Regions from separate parts of the Homo sapiens genome. Here region 1 is linked to region 2. The links are chromatin loops, found by intact Hi-C in ENCODE. Cell type or tissue: GM12878. All regions are shown on one strand. Links, peaks and the distances in the headings refer to the core of each region. The heading gives the core; the rest is flanking DNA. Region 1 overlaps PCYT1A (phosphate cytidylyltransferase 1A, choline). Region 2 has its middle 13 kb from the start of UBXN7.

The links. A loop is a pair of places that touch in the nucleus more often than their neighbours do. Peaks named below come from ENCODE experiments on the same cell type or tissue, not always from the same donor. Only the 100,000 strongest peaks of a DNase experiment are listed, where the experiment ranks them.
Region 1: it touches region 2 in a loop (3-fold over the local background); 16 of 110 quality-filtered maps call a loop at or near these places.

What each region holds. Positions count from the first base shown.
Region 1 is chr3:196,252,041-196,254,956 of GRCh38, reverse strand. All of the region lies in intron 3 of PCYT1A (phosphate cytidylyltransferase 1A, choline), which reads left to right. Among named protein-coding and RNA genes, the nearest start is that of PCYT1A, 34 kb to the left of the region's middle. In GM12878, for the core only: a CTCF peak has its summit at 1,187 (motif pointing left); a DNase peak (open chromatin) is centred at 1,206.
Region 2 is chr3:196,444,351-196,447,266 of GRCh38, reverse strand. No RefSeq gene overlaps it. Among named protein-coding and RNA genes, the nearest start is that of UBXN7, 13 kb to the right of the region's middle. In GM12878, for the core only: a CTCF peak has its summit at 1,691 (motif pointing right); no DNase peak of the experiment used is centred there; H3K27ac peaks cover 63 bases.

The sequences.
Region 1 (2,916 bases), core at 110-2,609, 190 kb after region 2:
ATCTTTTGGGAGATGAAAAAAATCAGCAATATGTTTAACTCAGAGAAAGGAAGGAAAAGGGAGAGTGTGAAGGGCAATGGAAATGTTAGGAACAGAATGTTTCGGTGGTAGGTATTTGGGAGAGTAAATCTATCAAAAGAGATCATTAACTGAAACCCAGGTTTCTTCTGCCTAAAGGAGGACATATGGTTACTTAGTCACCAGTGGTGCAGCGTATAATTCATAACCCACATAAACCATATAATTTATCATCCAAATCAGGACGGTTTTGAGCATGAAAGGGAGTTGCTGTTAATAATATACAGAGGTTGAGTGTGGTGGCTCATGCCTATAATCCCAGCACTTTGGGAGGCCAAGGCAGAAGGATTGCTTGAGGCTAGGAATTCAAGGCCAGCCTGGGCAATACAGTGAGATCCCATCTCTACAAAAATTTTAATAATTAGCCAGGTGTGGTGGTGTGCATCTATAGTCCCAGCCACTCAGGAGGCTGAGGTGAGAGGATTGTTTGAGCCCAGGAGGTCTAGACCACGGCAAGTCATGATTGCACCACTGCACTTCAGCCTGGGTGACAGAGACCCTATCTTAAAAAATAAATAAATACATAAATAAAAATTAAAAAAATATATATATAGGCCAGGTACAGTGACTCACACCTGTAATCCCAGCACTTTGGAAAGCTGAGGTGGGTGGATCATAAGGTCAGGAGATCGAGACCATCCTGGCTAACATGGTGAAACCCCGTCTCTACTAAAAATATAAAAAATTAGCCAGGCGTGGTGGCACACACCTGTAATCCCAGCTATTCAGGAGGCTGAGACAGGAGAATCACTTGAGCCTGGGAGGCAGAGGTTGCAGTGAGCCTAGGTCACGTCACTGCACTCTAGCCTGGGCGACAGAGTGAGACTCCGTCTCAAAAAAAAAAAATCTATCTATCTATCTATATAACATATATACATATGTAATATATGCATAATATATAAATGATATTAAATATGTATTATATAGTACATTATATAATAGAAACAGGAAAAATTATATTAAAAGTATATAATTTATATAAATATGATTATATATACTATAACATACATTAAATCAGGGGTGTGTTTATCCTGGCCAATAGCCACTTGGTAAAAGAATGGCTAACGCTAGCTTTCTTCCCAGACTAGTTCAACAGTGACCCCTTCTGGCCGTTTGGTTAATATATCAGCCTGGGTTTGCCAAAGACTTGGGATGGAATGGTGGCCAGTTGAGATGTTGGTAGGCTGGGGAAGCACTGGAGAGAGCAAGAGGCGCATCTGGGATTGGTCTGAGAAAAGGTTCAGTGATCTACTTGGCCTAACATAGGATGATTAGCTGTGCTGCAAGCAGCCACTTGATCAACAGCATTCTGTGCTATTGCCACCATCCAGGCAATGTGTTTCTTGAGCAAAATTTCCCTGCTGTATGCTGTCTAGTAGCAAAGAAACAACAAAGTAGTCTTCATTTGTATATTCTATCCCTTGTGTTTCAGGATCGAATAGTGTGAGATCATAGCCCCTCTGGACTTGTTTAGGGAAAATGGAACTATGTTAGTTACTTCATGGACGTGACTTCTGGGATACTTCAATTTTTTTTTTTTTTGAGACAGAGTCTTGCTCTGTCTCGCAGGCTGGAGTGCAGTGGCGCGATCTCAGCTCACTGCAACCTCTGCCTCCTGGGTTCAAGAGATTCTCCTGCCTCAGCCTCCCGAGTAGCTGGGATTACAGGCGCCCACCACCATACCCAGCTAATTTTTGTATTTTTAGTAGACACAGGGTTTCACCATGTTGGCCAGGCTGGCCTCAACTGCTGACCTCAGGTGATCCACCTGCCTTGGCCTCCCAAAGTGCTGGGATTACAGGCGTGAGCCACTGTGCCCGGCCCAAAAATCTTTTTAATGTATTATTTTTTAATAGGCATAGAGCCAATGCAGTGATTTCTGGGACATAGAAGGGGGATTATATGCTCAAATTTTGTTTTATTTTGCTTTGTCTTATTAAAAATTATCTTTTTAAAAATATTTTTTTCTTCTTTTTTTTTAGTTGACACATGCTGGCAGTAAAAAATAATTTTAATAGAGATAGGGTTTCACTGTGTTGCCCAGGCTGGTCTCAGACTCCTGGGCTCAAGCAGTCCTCCTACCTTGGTCTCCCAAGGTGCTGGAATTACAGGTGTGAGCTACTGTACCCAGCCTGCTTTCTCTCATAGATGAGAAAACTGAGGCATAAGGAAGTTAAGGTTACAGAGGAAGAAAGCTGGTTGGAAAGCTTGGTCAAAGCTTGAGCTATGACCTTTCTGACTCTTAAATCCATTAATTAATTCTTAGTTTTTCATTGGATTGGTATATTTAATTTAAAATTTTTATTTCCTGTATTATAAAATCAATACAACCAGCCTGGGCTGGGCATGGTGGCTCACGCCCGTAATCCCAGAACTTCGGGAGGCCAAGGCGGGCAGATCACTTGAGGTCAGGAAATTGAGACCAGCCTGGCCAACATGGGATACGAATATAAAAATACAAAAATTATCCCGGCTTGGTGGCTTTCGCCTGTAATCCCAGTGACTTGGGAGGCTGAGGCAGGATAGTCACTTGAACCCAGGAGGCAGAGGTTGCAGTGAGCCTAGATCATGTCACCACACTCCAGCCTGGGCAACAGAGCAAGACTCCATCTCAAATAAATAAATAAATAAAAATACAACTAGCTTGGGCAACATGTGAAACCCCATCTGTACAAAAAATACAAAAATCAGCTGAGCGTAGTGGTGTGCGCTGTAGCCAGTGGGGCGTGGCGGTGTGCACTGTAGCCAGTGGGGCGTGGCGGGGTGCGCTGTAGTCTGCGGGGCGTGGCGGGGTGCGCTGTAGTCAGCGGGGCGTGGTGGTGTGCGCTGTAGTCCCAG
Region 2 (2,916 bases), core at 201-2,700:
TTTTTCTTTTCCTAGGGTCTCACTGCCACCCAGGCTGGAGTGCGGTGATGCGGTCATAGTTCACTGCAGCCTCAAGTTCTTGGCCTCAAGCAATCCTCCCATCTCAGCCTGTCAAGTAGTTGGGACTACAGACATACACTACCACACCCAGCTGCCCGTCAAGTAGATGGGACTACAGACGTATGCTACCACACCCAGCTGATTTTATTTTATTTGTTTGTACAGACAGGGTTTTGCTATATTGTTCAGGCTGGGATTACAATTTCTTCACCCATGATAAACATATTTTATTTTATTATTTTATTTTATTTTATTTTTTTTGAAATGGAGTCTCACTCTGTCGCCCAGGCTGGAGTGCAGTGGCATGATCTCGGCTCACTGCAACCTCTGCCTCCTGGGTTCAAGCAATTCTCCTGCCTCAGCCTCCCAAGTAGCTGGAATTACAGGTATGCACCACCACACCTGGCTAATTTTTGTGTTTTTAGTAGAGCGAGGGTTTCACCATGTTGGCCAGGCTGGTCTCAATTTTCTGACGTCAGGTGATTTTCCCGCCTCAGCCTCCCAAAGTGCTGGGATTACAGGCATGAGCCACCTCACCTGGCCACATACTTATTATATAAATCAATGTCTGAAATTCCAGTATTGAACTATTTGCAAGTCTGTTCACTCTATCTGTTGTTCATACTGCTTCTAATACATGGTACTTGGATTTTGTGTGTGTACTTAGGCATTTTCTTTTTTACTCTGAGCTGCTTATTATTATTATTTTTTTTTACAAAATTATGTGGGCTGGGTGCGGTGGCTCAGCCTGTAATCCCAGCACTTTGGGAGGCCGAGGAGGGCAGATCACCTGAGGTCAGGAGTTTGAGACCAGCCTGACCAACATGGTGAAGCCCATCTCTACTAAAAATACAAAAATTAGCCAGGCGTGGTGGTGCATGCCTGTAATCTCAGCTACTCAGGAGGCTGAGGCAAGAGACTTGCTTGACCCCGGGAGGCGGAGGTTGCAGTGAGCCGAGATCTCACCATTGCACTCCAGTCTGGGTGACGGAGCGAGACTCTGTCTCAAAAAAAAAAAAAAAAAAAAAAAGTAGAAATTTTGATTGCCTGATGGATTCTTCCTGCCCACTGCACAGACAAAACCAGTTCACTGAGACCATGGTATTGCCATAAAAAAAGAGTTTAATTAATGTGACGCCAACCACATTTGAGACGGAGTTACTACTCAAATTAGTCTCTCCCAAGGCTTGAAGGTTAGGGTTTTTGCGGACAATTTGGTGGGCAAGGGGCTAGAAAATGAGTGCTGCTGATTGGTTGGATATAAAATTATAGGGGTGTGGCAGGGCATGGTGGCTCACGCCTGTAATCCCAGCACTTCGGGAGGCCAAGGCGGGCGGATCACCTGAGGTCAGGAGTTCGAGACCAGCCTGGCCAACATGGTGAAACCCGTCGCTACTAAAAATACAAAATTAGCCGAGCGTGGTGGCACATGCCTGTAATCCCAGCTGCTTGGGAGGCTGAGGCAGGAGAATCGCTTGAACCCGGGAGGCGGAGGTTGCAATAAGCCGAGATCATGCCATTGCACTCCAGCCTGGGTGACAAGAACGAAACTCCATCTCAAAAAAAAAAAAAAAAAAAGAGAGAGGGGTGTGGAAAACAGTCCATGTGTGCTGAGTTCACCTCTAGGTGGGGCCACAGTCATGAGTCCCAAGCCCAGGTGGTCAGTCCAAAGAAAAATCTCAAAAAAGTAATCGTAGGTTCTGCAATAGTGACAATATCTATAGAAGCAACTGGGGATGGAGAAACTACACCTGTTTTGTGGCTTCTGGCCACATGATTCCTGAGTAGAAAGGGATTATAGAAACTACACTTACAGGCTGGGCGTGGTGGCTCACGCCTGTAATCCTAGCACTTTGGGAGGTGGAGGCAGGTAGATTACCTGAGTTCAGGAGTTTGAGACCAGCCTGGCCAATACGGTGAAACTCTGTCTCTACTAAAAATACAAAAATTAGCTGGGCATGGTGGCAGGCGTCTGTAATCCCATCTGCTTCGGAGGCCGAGGCAGGAGAATTGCTTGAACCCGGGAGGCGGAGGTTGCGGTAAGTTGAGATTGCACCACTGCATTCCAGCCTGGGCAACAAGAGCAAAACTCAGTCTCAAAAAAGAAGAAAGAAAAGAAAAATAAACTACGCTTACATTTTAGCAGAGTTCAGGCCCCTCCCACAATCCTAATCTTGTGGCCTTTTATTGGTTCCACAAAGGCAGTTTTTGGTCCTTGAGCAAGGAGGGGATTAGTTTTAGGGAGGGACTGTTATCATCCTTGCTTTCAAGTTTAAGGGTAAATTAAATTTATTTCTTTTTAAACTTTTAAAAGTTATTATTATCATTATCATTGCTAGTGACACAGGGTCTCACTCTGTATAGCCCAGGCTGAGTGTAGTGGCTCAATCACAGCTCACTGCAGGCTGGACCTTCTGGGCTCAAGTGATCATGAAACTACCATTGCAAGACTATAACTGAGACAGTAAAAGAGATCTGACCTAACCGACTCCATCTTCCTTCCTTCCTTCCTTCCTTCCTTCCTTCCTTCCTTCCTTCCTTCCTTCCCTCGCTCCCTTCTTTCCTTCCTTCCTCCTTCCCTCCCTCCCTCTCTCCCTCCCTTTTTTCCTTCCTTCCTTTGTCAAAACTTTTCCAAGCTGTCCTTGTTCATTCCTGGGCCAAACTAACTTTGGGAGAAACTTAGTTTATAGTTTGAAACCAAAACAATAGCAGCCCTTTCCCAAAACAAACCCTCTTCTTGCATGGGGAGTAGACTGCTTCTGTAGGACTAACAAATTAGCCAAAAGATAGAAATTACAGTTTACGAGCCATGAAGCTGGAAGCTGTAAGATTGTGGGTTTTTTTTCATTTTCTTTT